2 separate regions of the Homo sapiens genome follow, and region 2 is linked to region 1. Evidence: chromatin contacts called from ENCODE Hi-C or POLR2A ChIA-PET data. All regions are on one chromosome and are shown on one strand. Each heading gives the region's core, a stretch centred on a gene start or an enhancer-like site at or near the end of the contact. The rest is flanking DNA. Distances are from core to core; before and after follow the strand shown.

Region 1 (6,528 bases), core at 2,851-5,350:
GTTGGAGTGCAATGGCGTGATCTCCGCTCACTGCAACATCCACCTCCCTGGTCCAAGTGATTCTCGTGCCTCAGCCTCCCCAGTAGCAGAGACTACAGGCACACACCGCCACGCTTGTCTAATTTTTGTATTTTTAGTAGAGATGGGGTTTCACCATGTTGGCCAGGCTGGTCTTGAACTCCTGACCTCAGGTGATCCTCCCGCCTCAGCCTCCCAAAGTGTTGGGATTACAGGGGTGAGCCACTGTGCCTGGCCAAAACATGTAATTCAAAAGGATAAAAATAAATAATTGAATTAAGTTGGGGTAAAGGACTGTGGCTGAGAAAAAAAGCCAGGGAAAAAATGCATACCATGGGGCCTTGTGTGGTTGCTAGAGGTACCTACAGATTTGGCTGTGAGATTCCTGGGGGATCTTGTAAAGAAGATAATATGCTCTGTTATAGGAGTCAGATCACTCAAGAGATAAAGGCTTTCATGGTGTTGAAGAGAAATGTAGTTTTTCTAGACACAGAGATGTAAGAGGGAGTTCTCCTGTACTTCCCCGTAAGTCATCTAGACTCTGTGATCTAGGGGACAATGTCCTTAAAAAAGAAATTACAGTAGTGGCCTGGCACAGTGGCTCACGCCTGTAATCCCAGCACTTTGGGAGGCCCAGGCGGGCGGATCAGCTGAGGTCAGGCGTTCGAGATCAGCCTGGCCAATATGGTGAAATCCCATCTCTATTAAAAAATACAAAAATTAGCTGGGCGTGGTGGTGGGCGCCTGTAATCTCAACTACTTGGGAGGCTGAGGTAAGAGAATCGCTTGAATCAGGGAGGCGGAGGTTGCAGTGAGCTGAGACCGTGCCATTGCACTCCAGCCTGGGTGACAGAGTGAAACTCTGTCTCAAAAAAAAAAAAAAAAAAAAAAAAAAAGAAGATTCCAGTAGGGAACACTAGGAGTTTTATGGGGAAGTTTTCTATAGTCTTTTTAAATACTGGGTAGTGGCATGATCTCAGAGCACCAGCCAGTGTTCACAGAAGACCAAAATGAGTGTATACTACATATGCATTTTGATTCAAGGATAACATTTAGAAAATCCAGAACTGTAGTTTTTTTGTTGTATGTTTTGTTTTCATTTTTAAGAAGGAAGCTCCTTTTGACACACCTTCTCAAATAAAATTTAGAGCTACAGGCTTTTATTTTGTTTTGCTTGGGATCAGAATCTCCTCTTTGTAAGTGTTTAAAAGCAGAGCTGCTTTGGTTTCTGTCTGTTCCCCCATCCTTGCCCCAAACCTTATTCCTTTCCTTCCCAAAGATCCTGAACCACTTTACAGGGCTGAGAGACAACAAACCGAGAGGCATTGATCCCAAGGAGTGGCCTCTTTCCTTCATGGTTTGTTTGTTTGTTTGTTTTTGAGACGGCATCTCACTCTGTCTCCCAGGCTGGAGTGCAGTGGCGCGATCTCGGCTCACTGCAACCTCCACCTTCCGGGTTCAAGCAATTCTCCCGCCTCAGCTTCCCAAGTAGCTGGGACTACAGGCGCGTGCCACCATACCCAGCTAATTTTTGTAATTTTAGTAGAGACGGGGTTTCACTATGTTGGCAAGGCTGGTCTGGAACTCCTGACCTTGTGATCTGCCCACCTCGGCCTCCCAAAGTGCTGGGATTACAGGCATGAGCCCCTGCACCCGGCCTGCTTCACACTTTTTGACTCACTTCACTGTGTGCCCCCAGAGTCTCTGGATTTCTTCAGAATTTTAAATTTTACCATAGAGTGTGAAATAATCTGGCAGTTTCCCATGCAGTCCAGGCAGTCAGCTGGAAGGAGATTTCTATCAGTCTGGAATAGAGGCCAACCACAGTGCTCACCACAGGCAAGAGGCCTCAAGGGACCTGGTCCCGGCCCCTCACCCTCTGCTCCTCAGCCACATGGGCTGCTCTGATTTTGCACAAGTACTCCAAGCTCACAGTTTCCACCTTAGGATCTTTGTACTTGTCCCCCACCCTGATTTCCATACTTCATTCAGATTTAGAGCACACATCACTGCTTCACAGAGGCCTTTCTTAACTTCCCTGCCTAAAATAGCTCCACATTTCTTTGTTCAAATCCCTTATCACTAAAATTATTCTGTACATTTGTTATAGCCTGTCTTTTCGTTAGACGATAATCTCCTACAGGGCAGGGACCTTGCTGTCTTGTTCATCATTGTATCTCTACTTCCTAGAAACAGGGGAAATGAATAGCTAGGTGAACCGTAGATCATTGGAAAGAAAAAAAATCATCTATAGTTCTATAAGCGAAACACCACCACTGTTAATATTCTAATACTTTTTCATTTCAAAGGTAATTAACTTTTTGGGGGTCACTAGAAATCCTATAAGATATATGGGTACAGTCCTCAATGAAATGCATATTTATACAGGTTTCCAAAATTTGGCATATACTTCTACCAGATTTCCTAATCCTGTTACCCCTGGTTACATTCTTCTTTCGTTTTTTTTTTTTTTCCTGAGTGGTCCTGGCCCAATGCAAAGCACCTAAACCACACTATTGTTTTTGCTTATTTGATTGCTGAAAAAGGCTGTTTCTTTAATTTGCATTAGTGTGATTCCTTACGAAGCTGATAATTTGCCATATTTTATTACTAATTGCATGTTCTCTTTTATGAATCGTTCAAGTCTTTTGACTACCTCTTGGAATCTTAGTATCTGTTACATGATCTCCATAATAAAGATGTTTACTAAAAGGGCATGCTATTAAAAAACACATGCACACATTAAAAACTAGCAACTCACGCTGGCAACTTTTCTTCCATTCCGTGTGGAACACAGCTGTAGATTCGTTTTCTCTTAGCTTGGGCAACTGCCATACTTCGCACCTGGAGTAGTTTTAAAATGATTCAGGAAAGCTAACCAATAAAAAGCTACAATAAACTCTCTACTGACTAAAGAAAAATAAATGCATGAATCAGAGTTTCCATTTCCTGCTGGATAAAAGTATACCTATTGTCTGAAGATAACAAAACAGTTGTAGTTGTACTGCTATTGCCCAACCATGGAATTATATTCAAAATCACAAGGACAACTTTGTGAAGCAGCAAAGTGAATAACTAAATTTCCTCTTTTTCACAGGCTAGATAATTGTTTTTCTAAATTCACTAACTCCATAGAGGTGCTTCCTGCCACGGGCCACTTGTGATAAATCTTGAGATATCCCTGCAATCAAATGGAGTCAGAGTAGCACATTCTGATGCTGCTTTAGGTGGAAGAAAGAGTTCTTTCTTTACAGGAAAAAGGATCCAGAAGAAATCAGCCTGCCAGAAAGATGTGATTTTTTTTTTTCCCTAGACTTCCCTGGATATATTATAATGATGAGAACTAATGTCTGAATCCTTTAAATGCCAATAAAATATACATTTGGGGTAATGCAGTTATTATGAAAATATAAAAGCCAGTGTTACAGGCATTTCTATTTTACACCTGAAAAAGGAGAGTTGCCTAGATACTTGCACACTGGTGTGTGGACTACATTATTGTTTGGATGGGCAGGCAGGATAGCAAGTAGGAAAATCATTTCCTGGTGCTAAAAATTCAGGGTTTCCTGTGAAGTAAACGAAGCTTGGGTTACAAGTCTAAAACTAGACAGGCTTGGGGCATCTGGAGGACCGGAGGCCCATCTGGCAAGCTTTGGGGCACCTGGAAGTGGTTTTAAGGCTTGAAACAGTGAAGCTGGGAAAGTGTGGCTGAATCAACATATATTCCAGAGCTCTGTGCCTTATCAACTGAGCCGGCTGAGAAATTTCCTTGCAGTTATTCTCACCCAGAATTGGAATAAAGGGCTCAGTGTGAAGTTGGGATAGTACAACTTCTCGGTTTAATACTTTACAGATTTTTGGAACCAAATGCACCCTGAAGTGAAAAGCTGCTTTTTTTTTGCTGACCTTGTTGGATGGCTAATACTGTTTCTGGGAAATAAGAGAAACAAGCGGCTCATTGTTGGCAGGAGCTGAGAGAGACACAAGGAGGGCGAGAGACGCGTCTGCAGCCCTTTTTTTCCCTTCATTGTATCGTGACTGAGTCAAGGCTGGATTGTGGCTGGGTTTTTCTTCCTACCTCTGTAGACATATGTTTTCCATCAGACAGGGCTGCGTGACACCTGACGTTGGCCAGTTCACATGAGTTAAGCCATGGACGGCGCATAAACAGAGGAAAAGACCCGCAGCTGCACCCAGACACTCTTGATGCTGAAATATTTTTCAAAGCTTGATGTGGCTGGGTCTGCACATAAGTCAGAAACGATTTACACCTGTATGTTTTGGCTTGCTTCTTTCAGTTGCATATCATTATTCCCACAAAGCCTCTATGGCCAGAAGGTCTACCATTGGCTGATGGCAGCACCTCTCCTTCCCATATATAAGCCTTTCTAAATTATGAAATGTGAGTTTTCAAAGTTTATTTGATTTTTGTCTTTTTTTTTTGGAGGATTGAAGAACAAAATGCTCTACCATTTCTATAAAGTGAGGTCACACAAATGGTGTCATCAAAACATGCGATTCACGTTGATCCCATCATTTTAAAGTAAATAAGTTAATTAAAATAGTCTGTTAGACTTTTTCATGAAATAGGGAAAAGGAAACACTACTTGGCCTCATCACCAAATTTAACTTATCACGTATATTTTGATGACTACGAAAAAGGATTGGGCAGTGATTGGTGATCCGTTGGTGATCATTGGGCAGTAATTGGTGATCCATGCAGCTGATGCCAGCTGTAGTATTCTAGCAGGCGTTCCGGGTTTCCTAGGTTTGTCGCAGCCTGTTCCTGAGATCTGGGCTGAGGCATTTAATCTTCCAATATTCTTCATCTCTAAAATAACTGAATTAGTCTAAATCATTGGTTTTAAAGTCTGTCCCAAAGTCCCATGCTAGAATCTCAGGGGGATGTGAGCAGAAGCTAACCTTAGTGTTCAGTTTCCAAAAGCTGGGCCCTGTTCAATGTGTTTTAAACATTTGTTTAAAGTTTCAGCATGACACTTGAGAAATGCCTGAAGGGAAAGCAGAGTGAAAGCAAGACCAAGATGATTTAGAGAAGACAGTCAAAGGTGCTGACTTTAAGTGCTAATTTCCTCAGCTGATGAAAGAACCCTGGGACATAAGGATAGCCTCTGCTTCAAGCCGTACACTTGGCTCTGGAGAAGGATTCTACTACTAAAGAAAAGTTTGAGAACCATTGCTCTAAATGGACTAAGACCCTTCTATCCTGAATTTCTATGGTGATAGCACAAACTCGGGTAAATACATGGCCCTCACCTATAATGAGTGCTGTGGGGAAAGTGATGAGTTTGTAAATCATGTGTGAAACTCAGAATGAAATGGGGCTAAGCAGGCAACTATGCTCTGGAAGTAAGAGGAAGCAGCAACTAGAATGTGGTACCCTTTGGATATTCCCCTATGAAACTCTAGAGGTAAGGGTTAAAATGCATCCTCTAGAGAAGATGAGTTATGGGTGAGGCGTTGCCAGTTTTTTTCTCAGTTCTCATCTTGATTATGTTTCTATTTGAAATTTAAAAAGCCTATGATGATCATCTTGCTATAAATGGAACTGATATTTTGTTACCAATTTCTAACCTCCCTTAACCTTACTTTGGGGAGAATGTATTTAGTGCCTACTCTGTGCCTTAATCAGATTTGAAATGCACTAAAATTATTTTTGTTCCATTTTTGTAAGAAAGGAAGATCCATATCATTGTGATTGGTCCTGAGGGGTAGGGGGAGACTTTGCTCTTTCCCAGGTCTTGTTTATAAAGAGCACAAGTCCAGGAACATGAGAGTTAGTTCAAATCACAGGAAGAGAATAGTTCAATGTTTCTTAAAAGAGCTTTACTTCAGATGTATGGCTCAACCAGGAGTCCAACAGGAAAGGTTTTCCTGACTTTTGCATTTAACCAAGTGCATGTTTATGGGTGATATAATGCAGTCATAAAATAAATGTCATAAATAGTGCTTGATTTCCTTCAAAAATTACAGACAAAATGAGTATGTAATATTCCCATTCCAATTATCACATAATATGGATACAAAAGGACAACCACCAATTTTTAATCCAAGGAGGACACACTGACAGCTAATCTGGATAGCCTGACAGTTCTGAATAATGAAAGGTCATTTTGTACTGGCTCCTGGTTCTCTTTTTAAGGGAAGGCATTAGGGTGGAAATAGGAAATTTGAGTTCTGCTGCCCTGAGTTAGCCCTAGGTCTATGGATGGCCATAGGCCTGGAGTGAAAAACCATCCCATTTGCCTGGGACTTTCCCAGATTTAGCACTGTGACCTGTGTTCTGGGAAACCCCTCAGTCCCAGGCAAACCAGGATAATTGGTCACCCTCTGTGACAGAGAAGAAGAGAATGAGGTGATTGTAAAGCTTTGCATTCTAACTTTTGGAAGCTTTTATGCTCCCCTCTCATGTTGGGTTTAGGTTCCTGGAAAGTGTTTCTGATGAAGTTTATATGAACTTACTGGCCCAAATATCAAACTGAATTAAACACT
Region 2 (6,528 bases), core at 1,895-4,394, 85 kb before region 1:
AAGTTGAGCTGTAGCCAAGGGTATGTTTAAAACATCTCTTTTTTACCTAGGCTTTTAAAAAAGTTTAGCTATCTTATCTATCATCTAAGAAAAGTTAACCTTGAGTTATTGATCTTGCATGTCTGCATTTGAAGTATGAAGATGACAGGGGCTGTGCTTTGGGCCTTGGAAAGCTGTGTTCTCAAGCAAAGGTCCAAGAGCTGTAATCCGTATGGTACACAGTGGAAACATTGTTCTTTGTATTTGTCTGTTGCTAACTTTTTAATAAACTATTAAGTAGTTGGTGATTATTAACAGTAGGAGCAGAATGTAGGGTCATTATGGACAATTTGGAGTGTCAACATTAAAGAAATGATTTTAAAGGTTAGATCCCAATTGTTGAGACTTTGCCTGAAACTTTGGCAGGTAAGTAGAGTGAGGGATGGACCAGCACAACCTTTTGTAATTATTAGCCGTAGTGAAGTGAGTCAAGTTTTGCCACAGTGCTTTTTGTTTAACCTAACAATTGGCCGGCCCTAGTTAATTGTTGAAAACCATTAAAGGACTCAAATTTCCCAGTTGCACATGCATTGGAATGTCCAGCTTACCTCATGTGTGTGAATAAAGGGCCAGTGGTGTGGCTAATTAAAGTGCATTGTCCTTTAAGCAAAGCGTCAGTAACAAATTAAGTTTTAAGAGTTCTCGAAAGGCCCTTCTGAGGACTGGTAAACATCTTGGTGGCTGGTACATATCGTATGGAGTCTAGGTGTGAAAGCTGCTGAAAACAAGCATTATAAACTTCCAAGTAAGTGTGGAGGTGTAAACTGATGCCATAGAGTTGCTTCAGCTGAAGCGAAAGATCATATTTACTGACACTTATTACAAATGGGTTTTTAAAACAATGTCTGTTTTGTACAGTGACAGTAAAGTCTGCCAAGAGTAAAACAAAAAGTTATATTGTGGAACAAGATAAAAGGACCCTGCATAATAAATAATATCGAATGCCTTAAAATATGAGGTTTCATTTCCAAAATATAAATATGAGCTCCTAAATGAATGTTTAAATAATTTGGTTTTTCTTTGATTTGCCAGTGACTTGATACGTAAAATAATTTTGGCTCTGAATATGTCCAGATCTAGGCCATCACAATAAAGAATACATCTGTATAGTAAATACAAAATAAAGCAACCACAAATGACATCATGTTTTAGTGATAGCTTAGGAATTGTTTTTTTTATTATGATAGACCAAAAGTAGTTTATTGGCTATAAATAATATATTTATTATCTGCCAGTTTCTAAGAGTAGCATGATATCTCTGATCCAAACTGTATTGATTCTGGTCGGGCTCGGTGGCTCATGCCTGTAATACCAGCACTTTGGGAGGCCGAGGTGGGTGGATTACTTGAGGCCAGGAGTTTGAGACCAGCCTGGCCAACATGGTGAAACCCTGTCTCTACTAAAAATACAAAAATTAGCTGGGTGTGGTGGCACATGCTTGTTATCCCAGCTACTCAGGAGGCTGAGGCAGGAGATTCACTAGAACCAGGGAGGCAGAGGTTGCAGTGAGCCAAGATTGGGGCACTGCATTTCAGCTTTGGGGGCAGAGCGAAACTCTGTTTCAAAAAAACAAAAACAAAACCAATCTATATTGGTTCTAACCTTTATCTATAGACAAAAGCATTGGTTTATGAAAACCATCAGAGATGCAAGCCATAGAAACTTTCAAAAAGTTCTTTAAGATGCAACTGTCTGGATCTGATAAATAGTTTCAATTGTTTTGCTCTTGATCTGGATGGGTTTTGAGCAGAGGAGATTGGGTGAAATTAAAGGTTTCTTAAAATTGTTGACACTGGTAGAGAGGCATTTATCTGAATACAGTGGGGAAGACCAGAGATGTTGCTTAAAGAGATTTTGTAAGAAAAGTAGGCACAATTCTTGTGAAAAGTGGGCTACGTGAATAAGGGCAATCCAAGAAATCATGTTAGTGCCCCTGTGTAGTTGTATGACTTCTGTACTTTTTCTTTCTTTCTTTCTTTCTTTCTTTCTTTTTTTTTTTTTTTTTTTTGAGACGGAGTCTCGCTGTGTAGCCCAGGCTGGAGTGCAGTGGCACAATCTCGGCTCACTGCAAGCTCCACCTCCCAGGTTCACAACGTTCTCTTGCCTCAGCCTCCCAAGTAGCTGGGACTACAAGTGCCCACCACCACGCCTGGGTATTTTTTTGTATTTTTTAGTAGAGATGGGATTTCACCGTGTTAGCCAGGATGGTCTCGATCTCCTGACCTCGTGATCCACCCACCTCGGCCTCCCAAAGTGCTGGGATTACAGGCGTGAGCCACTGCACCCAGCCAACTTCTGTACTTTTTCAAAGGTGAACTTTTGGGGAGGTGATTTCTTGAGAAGTGGGGAAGATAATGGGATAAGTTGTAAAAGTGCCCAGAAATATGAGTTTATAAGAGACCTTGAGAGCTACATACTAATGTAGCTGTCCATTAGTATGAAAGAAGACCAGACATGTTGTCCAAGCTGTCTATAGGAAAATAGAAGAGGTAACTTTAGGTTGTCGTGGCTCACACTTATAATCCCAGAACTTTGGGAGGCTGAGGCAGGAGAATGGCTTGAGGCCAGGAGTTTGAGACCGGCCTGAGCAACAGAGCAAGACCCCATCTCTATAAAAAAGTTTTAAAAATTAACAGAATGTGGTGGTGCACACTGCTATAGTCCCAGCTACTTGGGAGGCTGAGGCAAGGGGGATCACTTCAGCCTATGAATTCAGGGTTGCAGTGAACTATGATTGCACCACCGTACTCTGGCCTGGGCAACAGAAAGAGACCCTGTATATATATATTTTTTTCCAAGATAATTTTAGTCTTAGTCTACTCTGAATAACAAAGAAGAATGATTTATTCATTTAGAGGCATTTTAAGAGCAGTCTTTGTAGACCATTGCTAGATCTTTTTGGAATGGGCTGCCTTGAAAGCAGAGAGAATGTAACCATGTGTCTTTAAGTGGCATTGTTTAGTGGTTCTTCACGGCAGCCCAAAGAGAAAGTATCTGGCATCAGATTTGCTGGATGTGCAGAGATGCCAGTATCTCTCGTTTGAGCTAGCCTCTGCGGTGTTTTTGCTCTCAAACCTGGTGGTAGAGTGACGGCTTTGATTTGCTTCCTGCCTGAAGCCTGCTTTGGATGAATTTAAAAACCTGTTTGTTTCCCCATCGGCCGGCTGAGCCTTACCCATAATTCCTGAACTTTGATTATGGGGGTTATTACAGGACAAGAGCTTCTTTGTAAAAGAGCATGTTTAATACTCTGGGGTCTAGCGTGACTAGCGGATATAAATTGTATGGAAGCAATTAAATGCGAAGGAAATGTCATGTGGGCTGAATTTAAACATAACTTGCGGCATTGATTTTTTTTTTTTAACTTACACTAAGAAGGATGGAGAGAGAAAAAAGAAAGAGAATGGAAACAGGCCAAGCGAGTCAGAGAAGCACACGCAGAGACAAGAGAAAAGGAGTCATTTTTAACATTTGGTTAAAAGTCCAAAGCCCAGAGCTAGCATTATGTGAATTATACTAGTATTATGCCATTGCCCTTTAAATGAACTCTTTAAAAACACAAATGTCAGGGAAGTATACTGTACTTGGGGCTTGTATCTCTTTCCAGTTGCTCCTCTTTATCTTAAGGCATATATGTACATACAGCAGTGATTTTTTTTGGAATATGTTAATAAACAGGCCTGAAGGAAGCTCCGTAAACGATTAAAGTGCTTCTTTCCCTAGTTTTCTCTCCTTTTATGCTCACGGCCACTGCATGCCTCTTTTCTTTTCTTTTCTTTCTTTTTTTGACAAAGTTTCGCTCTTGTTGCCCAGGCTGGAGTGCAATGGTGCAATCTTGGCTTCCTGCAACCTCTGCCTCCTGGGTTCAAGTCATTCTCCTGCCTCAGCCTCCCAAGTAGCTGTGATTACAGGCATACAGCACCACGCCTGGCTAATTTTTTTGTATTTAGTAGAGACGGGGTTTCACCATATTGGTCAGGCTGGTCTTGAACTCCTGACCTCAGGTGATCCACCACCTCAGCCTCCCAAAGTGCTGGGATTACAGGCGTGAGCCACCGTGCCTGGTTGCCACTGCATATGTCATACAGAGTAGCTCATCTTTGCACTTTTGATTAGGAGTAGTGTGTCATTTCTCACTTGCCTAGAATGTCCTACATCCCTATGCTTGGTCTATTAAGACTTAGCCAGCCCCATCTCCTGTCTAATGCCTTATTACACCAACCAACTAGAAGGGATCTCCTCCTACTCCAGATCCCCATAGTAATTTGATCTATTGGGGTAATTTGCCACTTAATCTTTTCTACTGTCCATCAGAGTGTCGTGTAAGGTTTGTTTGTAAATGAATGGGTTTATTTCATTTCTCCAACTTGCCAATTCTTAGAATATGGAACTGGTGTTGTATTGTCCTTCATGCCTAGCACATATTGGTACTAGGGAATATTTATTGAGATTAATGTTAATACTGAATATGGGCCGGGCACGGTGGCTCATGCTGATAATCCCAGCACTTTGGGAGGCCGAGGTGGGTGGATTACCTGAGGTTAGGAGTTCAAGACCAGCCTGGCCAACATGGTGAAACCCCGTCTCTACTAAAAATACAAAAAAAAAATTAGCTGGGCATGGTGGCACACCCCTGTAATCCCAGCTACTGGGGAGGCTGAGGCAGGAGAATTGCTTCAGCCTGGGAGGTAGAGGTTGCAGTGAGTCGAGATCATGCCACTGCACTCCAGCCTGGCCAACAGAGCGAGACTCTGTCTCAAAAAAAAAAAAACATACTCAATATGCTGTTAAAATAATCAAAATGTGACTGGGTGGTCACAGGCAGAAATTGATGCTTTTAGATTAGATGTAATAATATAGCAAGTTTGATGTGAAATTGAGTTTAGAAATAATAGACAACCTTTGATTATTTGCTGTGATAGAGAGTACTTGTCCTTTATTTTTATTCTATATGCTATGAACTCATAGTGACAAGAACCAAATCTTACCTGCCTTGCATAATACTTCTCTCTTTTTTTTTTTTTTTTTTTTTTTTCACTTGAGACAGTCTTGCTCTGTCGCCCAGGCTGGAGTGCAGTGGCATGATCCCAGCTCACTGCAACCTCTGCCCCCTGGGTTCAAGTGATTCTGCCTCAGCCTCCCGAGTAGCTGGGGTTACAGGCACCTGCCACCACACCCAGCTAATTTTTTGTGCATAATACTTCTCTAATGCCTGGCCCAAAGCATGGCATGCATAGTAGGGATTCATTTAACTTTTGCTGAAAGAAATATAAATGATTTTTTTCTTTTAAATTTCTACATTATTTAGATTTTCTGGTGACTCTTTCCTATGCAATAAGCCAATACATATTTATGGAGCACATACTGTGTGCCACATACTGGTACTGTGCTTAGCATAAAGGATACATATAATGTATATTTTACTTTAGAATATATTCTATTCTTTGTATTTAATTCTTAGCCCGACTATAAATTCTAAAAAATCAGTTTTTCAAGCAAAAACAATGAAGATCCAAGAAAGGAAAATTTCCTGGTATTAATTCAATATATTCATCTATTCCCAGATTATTTCCACATTCCACTTGATGGTGGAAATTTACTACCCCCTCCTTGCCTTTCAAATGATCCTAAGATCGTAACCTTTCCCAATGGAGCTGAAGAGGTAGAGTAGGCTGTTTGGGTTTCAAAGGACTTTTCAGGACACAAAGTAAATAGGGGAATTGGAGATATCAACAAAACTAATTAAGTGGATTGACTGTGTCAGTAGTGAGTACAGAGATGTCAGAAAAGCTAGTTGTAGCAAGTATTTAAACACAGCCTCAAGTTCATTTTCAGTGGTGTTGCCATCATCCACAAACTTCAAAGAAAGTTTAGCCAGATTAATCCAGGAAAATTCATTCTCCTGGGAACATCACATTCTAAATTACTTATTCATTGTTAATATCTTCATTTAAAATTTTGACTTGAACTTTTTTATTCTTTACTTGTCCTTTAAGATCACACAGACCCAAGATTTGATAAGGTTATCATCTTTTCAGATCTCAGAAAAGTGGGAAAATGAATTCCCTTTTGACCAGAATAAAGGGAAGAAGAATTTAAAATTATAAACCAGGTTTACTTTACTCATAGATGGTCATATATTCAACATTGCCTTTTTTTTATTTTAAAAAACTGCCCAAGTCATAAATAAATGCATTCTTGCTTTAAGAAATTCAGCTAAAGCAATAGACTTTCTTGACCCTCTATCCCCAATCCTGCTCATCTCCCCAGAAGGAGAGCCCATTTCTCAGTTCAGGGACTGTCCTTCAGACTTATGCATGTAGAAACCAATGATTCAAGTTTTTCTTCTTCTCCTTCTTCCTTCTTCCTCCTTTCTCCTTCCTCCTCCTCCCTCTTCCGCTTCCTCTTCTCCTCCTACTCTTCCTCTTCGTCCTCCTTCCTCTTCTTCTTCTCCTTCTCTTTCTCCTTCTCCTTCTCCTTCTCCTCCTT

Evidence for each region. A loop is a pair of places that touch in the nucleus more often than their neighbours do. ChIA-PET counts read pairs that join two places held with the same protein, here RNA polymerase II (POLR2A). Pooled maps may share reads with other maps.
Region 2: a loop to region 1 is called in a map of colonic mucosa, with 1.8 times the contacts of the local background. The contact joins two enhancer-like sites. A Hi-C loop is called at or near these places in 3 of 168 maps with a recorded cell type or tissue (Calu3, colonic mucosa and sigmoid colon), 1 of 37 single-sample maps with no recorded cell type and 3 of 50 pooled maps. POLR2A ChIA-PET finds 5 or more read pairs at or near these places in 4 of 52 experiments (BJ, Panc1 and WTC11).

Annotation. Positions count from the first base shown.
Region 1 is chr3:149,551,448-149,557,975 of GRCh38, reverse strand. The region is part of intron 3 of WWTR1 (WW domain containing transcription regulator 1); the gene reads left to right. Among named protein-coding and RNA genes, the nearest start is that of TM4SF4, 80 kb to the right of the region's middle. Within about 2 kb of position 4,100, at least 19 of the 41 ENCODE cell types and tissues checked have a DNase peak (open chromatin) inside an H3K27ac peak, as active enhancers do; they include sigmoid colon, where a contact is called at or near this core.
Region 2 is chr3:149,635,513-149,642,040 of GRCh38, reverse strand. The region is part of intron 2 of WWTR1 (WW domain containing transcription regulator 1); the gene reads left to right. Among named protein-coding and RNA genes, the nearest start is that of WWTR1-IT1, 13 kb to the left of the region's middle. Within about 2 kb of position 3,144, at least 8 of the 41 ENCODE cell types and tissues checked have a DNase peak (open chromatin) inside an H3K27ac peak, as active enhancers do; they include sigmoid colon, where a contact is called at or near this core.